Regions from separate parts of the Homo sapiens genome. Here regions 2 and 3 are each linked to region 1. A link is a contact called in ENCODE Hi-C data. All regions are on one chromosome and are shown on one strand. The core of a region is the stretch at or near the end of the contact, and the rest is flanking DNA. Distances in the headings are between cores, read along the strand shown. Region 1 holds the start of GHITM (growth hormone inducible transmembrane protein). Region 2 overlaps LDB3 (LIM domain binding 3). Region 3 holds the start of ADIRF (adipogenesis regulatory factor).

Region 1 (4,213 bases), core at 1,033-3,532:
GACCAGAATGATACAAACTAATGGGGAGAAAGAGCTGATTGGGGATATTATCAGGGCTAACTGACGTATAACACACTAAAGGCAGAGCAGCCATACTCTGCCAAAAAGAAAGGGCACAAATGGAAAAAGAAGCAATATAAAAACATTCAGATTATCTTTACCCTGCTAGGTGTTAACAGCCATTGATTCTTCGTGATGGAATTCTTCACAACAGGGGAGGCCTTGGTGAAAGCTGGGTGGAAAACCCTAGAAGGTAGTGTCCGGAGACACACCAGCCTTGCAGCCAACATGGTGGTGGTGCACCAGGTCTACCGAGCAGATCTGAAATGCTAGTTTAAAAAAAAGGCAAAACCAACCAAAAAAACATAAGTAAAACAACCTACTAACCAATTAAGAGAAGGACATATGAGAGTCAGAGTCAAGGAACAAACTATTTTTTAGTAGAACAGGAAATAAAGCGACCTTTTTAATTTTCAGCGATGAATTCTTTGCCCAACCATCCACTGTAATGCAAGAAACCCATCCCAGAGAACACAGCTGAAGATGGAGGAACAAACTAGGTTTAAGTCCCAGTTTGACCAATCAAAATAGATGACTGCAAAAATTATGTGTAACACAGAACGGCTGTTAATAACTGGACGTGATTACAGAGTCTGTGATGGTTTTTACAAATGTAGTTTTGGCTTAAGATTTATACCAGCATCCAGTGGGAAAATTTAAAAGAATCTACATAACTTTTGGGCAAAGGAATAGTGTCATCCAAAGAAGACATGAATAGCTCTTCAAGGTTATACTGCATTACAAAGCTAAAAGGTATTAAAAGAAGCCAACTATATGAATTTCAGCTAATCATACCAAATATTACTTTCCTTCAACATGAGATATAAAAATATTCTAAGTTAACCTATTCTATATGTCCTACTATAATGCGTAAAGGACATTTAGTCTTTCAAAGTAAACAAGTAAACTCAGTTACCAACCAGGTTTCCCTTACATTAGACTCCCTCGATGGTGTCTTCAAAAGAAAAGCATGCTAAAAACTGGATTATCTTAGCTCCAGGGCACATTATACTAGATGGGTGGTCAACCAGAAGTCAGCAGACAGTGTTTCTGTAATGCTAAGGTGAGGTGACTACAATAGGTCAGAATGAAATGACGAGTGTAAACCAACTGGGGCTACCAGCCCATCTCTGCCAATGATTTGTAGTGAATTCTAGGCAAGTGATATACTTCTGGGCCCATTTCCCCATCTGTAACATAAGGATTCCGTGTTCAGACTACAGCGTTGACCCTTAGACTACCTGCTTGAAAGTGCCCCGGATGCATCTTAAAATGTAGGCTCCTGGGTCTTTCTTTGCTCCTAATGATTCTACCCCTAGGAATAAGACCAAGAACGTGTGTTTTAACGAACACTCCAAAAGCTAAGAACTATTGCTTTAAGATACCCGAGCGTCCTCCGAGCTCTGCAACTGAACTATTAAGGGTCTTAAAATTCGGCACCCGGCCTTTGGGAAAACACCCAGCGCTTTTGGAACTTTCGTGCCATTACATCATCTCAACCTATGGCTGTCCTGTATCTTCCTCAGTACTCAGTCCACTGGTTGGGGCCGAAGAGGTCCAGCTCAGAGTGACCTCCATGTGGCGTAACAGCCCAGAGTGGGAATCCCGCTTCTGACAGGTTAGAAGTGACCTTGTGAGGAGTGTGGATCTCTAAGACTCAGATGTCGTTGCTATAAAATGGGGAAAATACTACCGACCCTAATCCAAGGGCTTATGCCTCCGTGAGCATTGATGAGTTTGGGTGCCTGGTCCCCGAGAAAGTTCACCCAGCCCGCTAGATTCAGATGAGAACCCGGCAGCAAACTTCCCTGTCAACCCACAACACCTCTGCCCCTGCCCCAGGTGCCGCTACCAGCGCAGCGGCTGTACGGCCTCGCCGCAAGGATGACTCAGCACCTTGTTGCCCGAGGACAGAAGCACAGCTACACTGAGCCCTTGCCCGCCTGACCAGGGCCTTGTGCCGCCGCCCTCTCCACCAGGTCACCCACAGGACTGCGACCCCAACGCGCAGGCCGGCCCTGACGCAGCCAGCAGCACCGCTGCTTCCAGCCCTTCCCCCCGCACCCAGCGGTCCCGTGAGGGCGGCTGTCAGGACCACCGGGGATCCCGGGCGCCCGCCGGCCAGCCGGAGCAGTACCTCGGTCCCCGGTCACCTTCGCCTCGCAGTTTCCCTTCCGGGCCCCTAGCGTCGGCCTCAAAGAGCACAGTTCCTCCGGCGCACTGCATGACGCAACATCGAAAGGACGTAAATAGTACGAGCAGCCAATCACGGGCAGGCCTCTGTCGGAAAAGCGGCCACACTGGGGGAGGCGGGGTTCCGGGTTGAGGAGGCGGGGTTCCAAATTGGTGGGGCGGGGCCAGTTGAGGATTGTTGCAGGGAACGTCATAGTCAGCGTCCATTTTGCGTGTGGGCATGGGAGTCGTCTCGGCCATCTTTGTTTTGGGCAGTGGAGCTCTGTTTTGCTTTTGTTTTAGTCGTTTCACTCGCCGCAGCTATAAGAATTATGTAAAAATTGAAAGAAAGTAATGTTAGAGTTAAAAATTATTCCGTTTATTCCGTTCCTTTTTGAAGGCCTTTTTGTCCCTTAATTTATCGTGAGATAAATATCTTTTCAAATGTGTCTGCTTCTGAGCCGAGTCATCCGGTTTCTGGGGTCTCATGCCAAATGTTAGATGGTGACATCCAGAAAAGATTTTTTCTAGATGGTTTTTTCATTGCTTTGTGACTTTCCCGCCCACATTTTCAAGTTTCACCCTAAACCTGTGTAATAGGCCTGATAACAGCCGCCTCTGCCTTGCACCCAGGATTGCTCTGAGGACTAAGATGTTTCCATTGCGCGTAATTTGATAGGTGAAGAGCTAGTTGTGGAATACGCGAGAGAGTTACTTTCTTTTTCACTCTCCCTCTATTTCAACAGATATTTACTGAATGCTCAACTTCGTACCAAGCTCTGTTCTAGAAATATATACAAATGAATCAGCCGGGCGTGGTGGCTCAAGCCTGTAATCCCAGTACTTTGGGAGGCCGCGGCGGGTGGATCACTTGAGGTTAGGAGTTCGAGACCAGCCTGGCCAACGTGGGGAAACCCTGTCTCTACTAAAAATACAAAAATTTGCCAGGCGTGATTGGTGCCTGTAATCTAAGCTACTTGGGAAGCTAAGGCAGGAGAATCACTTGAACCCAGGAGGCGGAGGTTCCAGTGAGCCCAGATCCCGCAACTGCACTCCAGCCTGGGCGATAGAGGGAGACTCAGTCTCAAAAAAAAAAGAAACCAAAAAAACAAAAACAAAAAAACAGCAAATGAATTAAACCCGTGTGTGCTACCACTATTTTAACAAAATAAAGTCCTTGCTCTGTGGCTTTACTTTCTGGTAGAGACAGAACATAGAAAAAATATAATGTGATAACTTAATACCATGAAGAAAGAGCAGATTAAAACCCTGAAAGGGTGATAAGGTGATTAACAACATGCAAAATTCATGAACCTTTATCTCCTAAGCAGTAGTTAATTGTGATTTATGATTCCTAATCATGTAAACCTTGACAAATATAAAGACTTGCCTTCTATGTGGATAATAAAAGAGTCTGGCAGCAACACAATTCTTATCTCTTTACGCTGAAAATGGCAGGAAAACACTAGAGAAATCTCACGAAACTGAACAGATCAAGCATGATCAGTTTAATTTTTATTTTGATCTATGCCCAATTTTATTAGCTAGCAAATAGGTTTTCTGTTTGGCTCCTTCAGTGATAGTCTTTTTTTCTAGAGCTTCTGTTATCAGCAAAGAGAAAGGATTTACAACACAGTACCAGAATAAAGATCTTGAAGTCAATGACTCAAGCTTTCTTCAAGATTCCTATTAAAGCTTATTCTCTCCATATTGGAAGAAAAATGTCTGATTTCATATTTTCCTTTCTCAAGTAAAGGGCTTGTATTGTTGTTTCCACAGGGGTCAAATATTTTGAAGCAGGGGAGGAATCTGGTCATATCATTGGGAAATATATGCTCTTGTGGCAGTGTAGGAAGGGAGAGGTTCCATGGACCAGGAGACCAATTAGGAATTTATTGTAGTTGTTCAACCAAAAGGCAATAAAGGCTGGAATTAAGCCAGTAGAAAGACACAGAGGGGTTTATGACAGAGATATATTGCT
Region 2 (3,977 bases), core at 1,205-3,704, 2.6 Mb before region 1:
TTTCAACATGAAGGAGACCCCCTGCTGTGGAGTCTTGATAGCATAGCCAAGAGCCCTGGCTGCAGGATCCAGCTCTACTACCTCCTGGTTTTGTGTCCTTGGGCAAGTTCCTTAACCTCTCTGGGCCTCAATTTCTTCATCTAAAACTGGCAATACTGATTCTTAGTATCTCACAAGGTTATTATGAGGATTAAGGGAAGGTAAGAAATATAAAGAGCGTAGCCTAGTACCTGGCATAGTGTGTCACTAAATGTGAGTGAGGATGGCAAGGATGGGGGCAACCTGGGTGTCAGGGTCAGATGTACTGTCAGCCTGTCTCATGGCCTGCTGCTCACCTAGGGAAGCCCAGCCCAGTTAGACTGGTAGCGCCTAGGGTTGGGGGAGAGGAGGGAAGGGAAATGGAACATCCTGAAGTCAGATAACCTGAGACTGAGGTCTATTCAGTGGTGGTGGAATGCCTGACACCCTGCCTGCCCCACAGGGCATGCTGGGGACCTGCTGGGGTGACATAGTGAATGGATTTTGTAAATGTGTACAGCCCAAATTTGAGGTATTGTCACCCTCCCTAACAACTTTGCAGAGAATATCAAAATGCTGGGGGAAGAAGTGATTCCAGGAACACCACCAGGGACAGAGAGCAGGGAGAGGTGATCTAGCACAACTTCAGAGCAGCTTCATCCCTCTGTTATATATAAGGGGGTTCTGTGCAACATTTTCTTTCCTTTCTTTGTGAAGTGCAATTCTCTGCTAAAAAAGATTAAGATTGGCTGGGCGCGGTGGCTCACGCCTGTAATCCCAGCACTTTGGAAGACTGAGGCCGGTGGATCACTTGAGGTTAGGAGTTCGAGATCAGCCTGGCCAACATGGTGAAACCCCGTCTCTACTAAAACTTCTAGTAGCCGGGCATGGTGGTGGGCGCCTTGTAAACCCAGCTACTCGGGAGGCTAAGGCAGGAGAATCTCTTGAACCCGGGAGGTGGAGGTTGCAGTGAGTCGAAGTCGTGCCATTGTACTCCAGCCTGGGCAACAAAAGAGAAACTCCATCTCAAAAAATAAAAAGATTAAGACCAGAAGCCCTAATCCTGCGGTGTCCAATACATAGTGCTACGTGGCCGATGAGCAGCTGAAATGTGGCTAGTCCGACCAAGAAGTGCCGTTAGTGTAAAACACACACCAGATTTTGAAGGCACATTAATAATTATTTTATATTGATTATATGTTGAAATTATATATATATATATATATTTTTGAGACGGAGCCTTGCTCTGTCGCCCAAGTTGGAGTGCAGTGGCGCAATCTCGGCTTCACAGCCACCTCTGCCTCCTGGGTTCAAGTGATTCTCCTGCCATAGCCTCCCGAGTAGCTGGGACTACAGGCGCCCGCCACCACGCCCGGCTAATTTTTTGTACTTTTTTAGTAGAGACGGGGTTTCACCGTGTTACCCTGGTGGTCTCGATCTTCTGACCTTATGATCCGCCCGCCTCGGCCTCCCAAAGTGCTGGGATTACTGGCGTGAGCCACTGCGTCCGGCCTGATATCTTAAATATATGTAGTCAAAGAAAATATATTAAAATGAATTTAACTTGCTTTCTTTTATTTTTTAAAAATGTGGCTAATAGGAAATTTCTATTGCGTGGTGCTGCCTTCACCAAAATGACTGCTTCCACATGCCAGGCCCTTTACGTGCCTTATTACTCGCTGCAATCCAAGGAGGCAGATAATATTTGCAAGTCCATTTTACAGATGAGGAACTGAGACTTGGAGAGCTTAAATGGCTGCCTCCAAGTCATCCAGCTGGTGAACTGCTTAGCCGAAACGAGCTCAGGCTGCCAGACTCAACAGCAGATGCCCGCTTAGAAACTCCCCAAGCAGCAAAACAGGCTTTAGTACGCCCCCTTTCAAGTAAACAGGGCCCTGGCCCACCTTTCCTGCCTCCCTCCAGCAATACTAACCCTATTCCCCCTGCCTGGCAGTCGCTTCCCTCCATCGGAAGGCCTTACAGACTCCCGGATCCACCTCCTTTTCTTTTCCAGCCCCCACAACACAGAGGTCTCACAGAGGCAGGCTAGAATCTGGACCCCGATTTGACGGCTTCCTTGCTTGGGGCTAACCCACCCAGAGAAGGAACCTCCCCGGCCTCGGTGGCCCGGCCCGGCAGCTCCGTTCCCCCGTCGCAACCCCGACTCCGTCGGGGGGCGAGCAGGCAGTGGCGCTTCGCAGCCCTCAGCTTCTGCATCCTTCAGCCTGGCTCGCCGTCACGCCAGGAGAGACCTGATATCCCATCTCGCAGCCCCGGGGCTGTTGCTATTTTTGCGTGACGGAATTAAGCCAGTCTAAATTAGAAGGTGATATTTCATCTCTAATTGGCAAGTTCAAAAGTCCCCTATCGCACTCGGCGGGCTCGGGGATATGTAATTAAACAAGGTGATTTCTGACTCACGCCGGGCCGGGCCCGGCTCTCCGCAAGCGCCTGGCCGCCGCCCGGCCCGCGGGCCAACGTGACCGTCCCCGGCCCGCGCGCAGGGTCTCCGCGCCGCCGCCGCCCGCCCCCTCCCGGGCCTCAGGTGTTCCGGGGAGCGGCCGCCCACCTCGGGCGCCAGCGATAAGATCCGGCCTGCGAACGCCGCCCTCGGCCCGGAGGAGGCCCCGGGGGGAGCTGCGGCTGCGGCCGCGGCGCTCCGGGTCCCGCGCGGGCTCCCCGCCCTCTCTGACGCCCGGATCCGAAGAGCCTGGAGGGAAGGGGAGCGGAGGGGGGCTCGGGACCACACGCCCCACTTCATACGGGGCCGCCTGCCAGCCGCCCCCGGACTCCGCTTGGCAGCCGGGCCTCCCGGAGAGGGAGGTGGAGGCAGGCCGACTCCAGCGCGCGCCCGCCCGGCCGCCTCTTTCCCCCTAGGCAGGAATGAGTTAATGTCTGCGCGGCCTGGGAACGGCGCGGGGGCCCGCGGCTCCGGCCCGTCTCGCTCGCCTGGGCCCCAGCCCGGGAAGGAGGAGGAAGGAGACGCAGGGCGGGCTGGCCGCGCGCCCCCGGAGCCCTGACGCCGCCTGGCGGGCTGGGCGAAGACAGCCGGAGGCCGCCCCGGAAGGTGCCAGAAGCGCCTCCCCAGGAAGAGACGGAAATGTCCTCCTTGTGCCCCGGCAAGGCCTCGCCTCCACCCGCCGCTTCTCCTCCAACTCCTCTCCAGCCTCCCCTCCCTGTGTTCCCAGTCTCTGCAGGGGCAGCCTCTTCCCACTGCTCCATCTAAGGCTTTTCACTACTGCAAAATGCCACCTCGCCCTGCGGAGTTTTCACCTCAGAACCGTCTATCCTTGCCCCTTCTCTGTAGGGACAGAGAAGGGCACCTCCCGTGTGACAGACGCTGTGCTGGGTGCTTCATTCCATCCCCAGAACACAAGGTGTCCATGAACAGCGCAGCCTGGATGGATGAGGCACTTTGCCTTCGAGAGCAGAGCAGGCCGTGGCACCGGCCTCTGTCTCGGGCAAAAGCCGCTTCGACCGCCCACACTCAGCCCTGCTGTCAGAGCGAGCTTCATGAACCAGCGCCCCGAAGCAAGGCCTGCCCTGACTCAGTGCCTGTCTCATCTCCCTGGGCTCCAGCGGCAGAGAAAACTTCCCTGGGGTTTCTCCCTGCGCCTGGATAGGACCTGCTCCCGAGTCTAGGCTCCTTATGTGCTGTTCTGTACCCCCATGGCTGCGGCCAAATCTCGCACACTGGCATGACACAGAGAAGATGGAGTCTCATTCTGTCGCCCAGGCTGGAGTGCAATGGTGCAGTCTCGGCTCACTGCAACCTCGGCCTCCCGGCGATTCTCCTGCCTCAGCCTCCCGAGTAGCTGGGATTACAGGTGGGTGCCACCACGCCCGGCTAATTTTTGAATCTTTAGTAGAGATGGGGTTTCGCCATGTTGGCCCCGGCGGTCTCAAACTCCCGACCTCAGGCGATCCTCCTGCCCCAGCCTCCCAAAGTGCTGGGATTC
Region 3 (4,464 bases), core at 1,214-3,713, 2.8 Mb before region 1:
CTAAAGTCGGGCGGGAGAGGGGCACTAACCGAGATGGGGGCTGAGCCTCCGGTCTGGGAGCTTCGGGAGGCGCGTGGCGGGATGGAAAACATTCCTGAGACCGTTGGATTGGATTTCCGAATTTGGGAGGCTAGGACTCCGGCTACGGTGGCTCTGCTCTTGGGATGAGAGGACTGGGCCCAGCTTGCGAGGAATCATGAAGTGGACACAGGGTGGGAACGTGAATTTTAATGAGGGGGCAGACCGAGGAGGTGGTGGCTGCCCGGAGATCAGGGCCAGGCTGTGCTAGATGGCGCCTGGAAGGGGGGTCACCCAAGTCTCCCTGCTGTCATTTCAGGAGGCCGACCCAAGTCTCCCTGCTGTCATTTCAGGAGGCCGAATTTTTTCCCAATCCCAGAGAAGGTGTCAGAGGCCTGGTTAGCAGTCTTGTCGATGGTTTCCTGGGTGGTCTTGGCCAGCTGGTCCATGGCTGGGGAAGGGCGGGAGAGAGGGCAGGTCAGGCAGGGCCCGGGAACCACAGTGCCTGTAGGCTTAGCCTGGCCTGGGTCTCCCGGGGGACCTGCTTGGGGCATTGTGGACAGAGGGCTCTGCAGAGGAGAGGATGTGCCTGGGCCCCAGCCGGGATGGGGCGGGGAGTGGGAGGTGTGCTGGGGTTGCCCGCCTCCCTCCAGCCCCACCAGACCTTTCTGCCCCGCCTCTGTGGCCTGGTCCACCACTTGCTGAGCTGCCGCTCCGGCCGCTGACACTGGAACAGAGAGATGTGGCTTTTAGCCCCTGTTGAGGCACCACCGACTACAGGTGCCCCACCATTGCCATGCCTCTGTGTCCTCCAGAGTATTCGGTGGTACAGGTCCAAGGGATGGATGCCATGGAGATAAAGTCCCTGGCCCAGGGCCCCCCAGCCCGAGGGGCAGGAGACCTTTCCATGCCTCTGGGATGTTTTTGTTTATTTCTAACTCTGAGCTCCTTCTCTGTGGGGGAGGAGCTTCCCTTTCCATCTCCAGGGCTACTGAGAAAATGTTGGACAGAGGAAGGAAGGCAGGGCAGGGCCAGGCTGCAGCTAGCATCTGGACTGTTGGCTAATGCTGGTGATGGCGCAGAAGACCCTTGCCCCCTTTTACAGCTTCTCCCCTAGAAGCCTGGCCCAGATGCCTGAATTCCCACCTTTCATGCACTTAGCCCTGGGGCTTGCAGTTTTGCCAGGTCCTTACTGCCTCCTCCCTCCTGTGGCCTGCCCGGAGGGGCACACAAGCAAAGCCAGTGCCTCTGTGGACAGGCAGCTTAAGACATTAGGAGACAAATGAAGGAAGGAGGCAAAACTTCCAAGGCCGGACTATCTCCTCTGGACCAGAGTTTCGGCCTGCTGGGAATGGAGTCACCAGCCCCGGGGGGGCTGACAGGTGGCTCCCGCCTACAGAGCTGTAACTCATCCCTGCTGCTGAACAGGAAAGGGCCTGCCTTACCCAGATCCCATCCTCCGGAAAGGGTTAGTCAGGCAAGTGTGCTGAGAGGCCCCTGGGAACCTCGTCTCGATTAACCCATCAGAAAGCAGCCCATCCTTTGCACCCAGCTCTCAGATGGAAAAGTGAAGCCCAGAAGGAAGGGACCTGACACGGAGGCTTCCTTGGTAGCATTTCAGTCTCAAGGGAAGAACTGTGGGCCTCCCCTGGAGCACTGGTGAAGTAAGGGGTTGGTTTGGATATTGTCTCCTGACTGGGATATGGGCAGGACTGACAGGGAGCTGGAGTCCTAACGAAGCCTGGGCTAGGTGCAGGAAGAACCAACCCAGTGGTCTCCTGACATCTCCCACGCCCCCACCGCAGCTGGGTCACCTCCAGAATACGGAGGAGAGAGCTGGAGGTGGAGGAACTAAGGACCTTCTTTGCCAGGTGGGGACTTAAAGGTAAGGCGACGATTACTTTTCGGCGATGGGGGTGGGATGGAAACAAAGCCCTTTGAGGTCTGGGGCAGCCTCTGGTGGCGCGCGCGGGTTTAAGTGGTGGCGGGCCGCGCCCGATCCCTGTCCTGGACCTTCACCCTCTCCTGAGGGCCTGGGCGGGCCGCCCAGCGCCAGCATGGCCTCCTTGGAGGGGCTCCCGCAGTGCCCGCAGCGCAGCTCCGGCTCCTCCGGAGCCTCTGTTCCGCTGCCTCCCTGCGGGCACCATCTGTCTGCTCGCCGGGGTGGGCGTTCTGCCTGCCCCCTGCGTCTCAGTGGAGGACCGAGCCTTCCGAGCCAAGCTGCCGGTCCAGGAACTTGCGGACCGCGCCGACCCGCTGCTTCTGCCTGCGCATCCACGCAGGTGCCCCTGCCTGAGCCCTAGGTCGCGCGCTATCCTCACCGGCTTCCTGGGCGGTCCCCTCCACCTGTTGCTTCAGGTCCTGCAAGCCCTTGCTTGCCATGGCTTCGGGGTATCTGTGGAGTCGTCAAGAGCAGCTGGAGCGACGTTGGATCCTGCCCAGAGTGGCGATGCCAAGCGCCAGCTCCGGTTTTTAAGGCGCCCCAGGGCTGGCCTGCCCCGCGTAGGGGAGAGGGCGCGGGGCGGTTCCCGTCATACAGGCTCCGGGGAGTGGCCGGGCCCTGCTCCAGAGTCCGCAGGGCAGGGAGCACATCCTGGCCTAAGACGGGCCGCGGTGGGAAAGGGGCAGACCGAACCAGGGACCGAAGAGGTGCCAGGACAGGGGTCCAGAGAGGAGCTGGAGGCAGGAGAAGGGCGCACACCACCTCCCAGCTCATCAGCCCCAGCCCTCCCTTTCTGATCCTGGGCGTGAGCGCTGGGTCAGCTCCAGGGCAGGAGCTCAGGGCTGGTGTTGACCTTAATGACAGCAGTGGTCTTTTACTGAGCATTTGTCTTGTGCCAGGTGCTGCCTAACGCTCTGCAGTCTCTTGTATAATCTTTACAACCACCTCCTGAAGTGGGTATTTTTGTTGATAGCATCAGTGTATAGGAGGAAACTGAGGCAGTGAGGTCGGTCTCACCCAAACGCATGTGGCAGGGACTTGGATCCTCGAATCTGCCTAGGTGCCTGTAAACCCTAGGGCTCTGGCATCATCGGAGCCCCCAGCCCCAAACAGCTGCAGGGGCACTGCTGACTGGCTCTCTGCCTGTAGCCAGAGACCCAGTGGATGCAGCCGGAGAGGGCCTGGTAAATCTTTCCCCTGAGAGGGCGAGATACAGGTGTGTGCACTTGCAGACCATGCAACCCCAAGGGGGAGAGGGCAGTGTGCCTGTGCAGCCCAGGCAAGGAGATTGCCGTCTGTCACCGAAGCCTTAGGAAGTTGGGCAGGAAGCATGGCTCAGGGAGGGCAGGAATAAGCTTGGGCCTCTCAGGTCACCTTTCCTGAGATGGGGCAGGCAAGGCGCTAGAGAGTATGACTTGTGGCTGTTAGGAGGGGACTTAGGGACCTGGGCCTGAGTGGAGAAGATCATCCTTGGGTGCAGCAAAACAGCTTGCAAGATACATTCCCCTGGCACACAAGGGGTGTAGGTCAGGCCCCACCCAGCTGGGTATACTCCCACTCCAGAGTAGGCCTTCAGGACCTGGAGGCCAGTGCACACCCACCCTGCCTTTCTGGGTCTCTCTACCGCTTCCTGTCCGGGGCTGTTTCTTGCACCTCTGCTGGTGTCTCCCCTATTCTGGAGCGCTGGGAAGCCCCTGCCACACAGGCTTGGTCTGCTGGCACATACCCTGCTTCTAGTGCTGCGGGGTCAGCCCCTAGAGGGAGTTGTTTGGAAGTGCACCTGTACACACACACACACACACACACACACACACACACACACACACACACACACGGTATGGATTAATGGAGATGAGGTCAACCCTGGGCAAAGGGAAGAGGCAGGTGATGAGATTAGGTGGAGGAAGGGGGAGGGAGCAGGTCTCAGGCAAAACAAAGCGGCAGCAACAGTCCTCCCAGCCCCCCGCCCCTCCTCTCCCAGAGCGAGGCCTTGCCCTGGGAGCGGCCATATGGATGCCTTGGGGACTCTGGGGAGCCCATCTCAGCCATGCCCTGCCTGGCTGGCCACAGCCCTGCCAGCCCTCCTGAAATCCCACCGGTAGTGCCCAATAGCCAGGCAGGCCTTCGAGTGTTCCAGTTTATCACAGGCTGGTGGTGCCACTGGGCTCCAGGCCCCATGGGCAATGAGCTGTGAGCTGGACAGGAAGGGAGCAGCCTCTGTGGGAAGAGACAGCCAGCCCCCAGCAGATGGTGGTAGAGAGAGCTCCACGTGGCCCTAGCGGCAGGCACTACAGTCAAACCTCTTGGGTTCAGATATTCTTAGAGCAAGCCCCTCACTTCTCTGAGCCTCAACATCCCCATCACATCACAGCGTCTCCCCAAAGTGTGTGTGTGAAGATTAAATTGGCTGAAGGGTGCCCAGGACTCAGCAGTGGACCTTGTGAGAGCGTGCAGGGCACCAGGGCTTCTCAGACAAGGAGAGGCAGAAGGAGGGAGCGCATTAC

Evidence for each region. A loop is a pair of places that touch in the nucleus more often than their neighbours do. Pooled maps may share reads with other maps.
Region 2: a loop to region 1 is called in a map of CD8-positive, alpha-beta T cell, with 13 times the contacts of the local background. The contact joins the enhancer-like site here to the promoter of GHITM in region 1. A Hi-C loop is called at or near these places in 3 of 168 maps with a recorded cell type or tissue (CD4-positive, alpha-beta memory T cell, CD8-positive, alpha-beta T cell and naive thymus-derived CD4-positive, alpha-beta T cell) and 7 of 50 pooled maps.
Region 3: a pooled map shows a loop between it and region 1 (8-fold over the local background). The contact joins the promoter of ADIRF here to the promoter of GHITM in region 1. A Hi-C loop is called at or near these places in 7 of 50 pooled maps.

Annotation. Positions count from the first base shown.
Region 1 is chr10:84,137,578-84,141,790 of GRCh38, reverse strand. GHITM (growth hormone inducible transmembrane protein) reads right to left here and starts at 2,282. Exons shown (of 9, transcript NM_014394.3): 1 at 2,198-2,282; 2 at 162-329. The coding sequence starts at 290. RefSeq lists a silencer at 2,002-2,201 and enhancers at 1,775-2,344, 2,345-2,914.
Region 2 is chr10:86,710,333-86,714,309 of GRCh38, reverse strand. All of the region lies in intron 9 of LDB3 (LIM domain binding 3), which reads right to left. Among named protein-coding and RNA genes, the nearest start is that of LDB3, 44 kb to the right of the region's middle. RefSeq lists enhancers at 1,689-1,738, 2,283-2,902, 2,903-3,522 and a silencer at 2,479-3,168. Within about 2 kb of position 2,454, at least 35 of the 41 ENCODE cell types and tissues checked have a DNase peak (open chromatin) inside an H3K27ac peak, as active enhancers do; they include CD8-positive, alpha-beta T cell, where a contact is called at or near this core.
Region 3 is chr10:86,966,481-86,970,944 of GRCh38, reverse strand. It overlaps ADIRF (adipogenesis regulatory factor), which reads right to left and starts at 2,463. Exons shown (of 3, transcript NM_006829.3): 1 at 2,340-2,463; 2 at 683-745; 3 at 30-469. The coding sequence starts at 2,400. The coding sequence ends at 363. ADIRF-AS1 (ADIRF antisense RNA 1) reads left to right here. Exons shown (of 2, transcript NR_170185.1): 1 at 1-1,903. AGAP11 (ArfGAP with GTPase domain, ankyrin repeat and PH domain 11) reads right to left here and starts at 609. Exons shown (of 11, transcript NR_171046.1): 1 at 30-609. RefSeq lists enhancers at 1-175, 12-763, 764-1,517, 3,024-3,776, 3,757-3,936 and 1 more and a silencer at 1,359-1,653.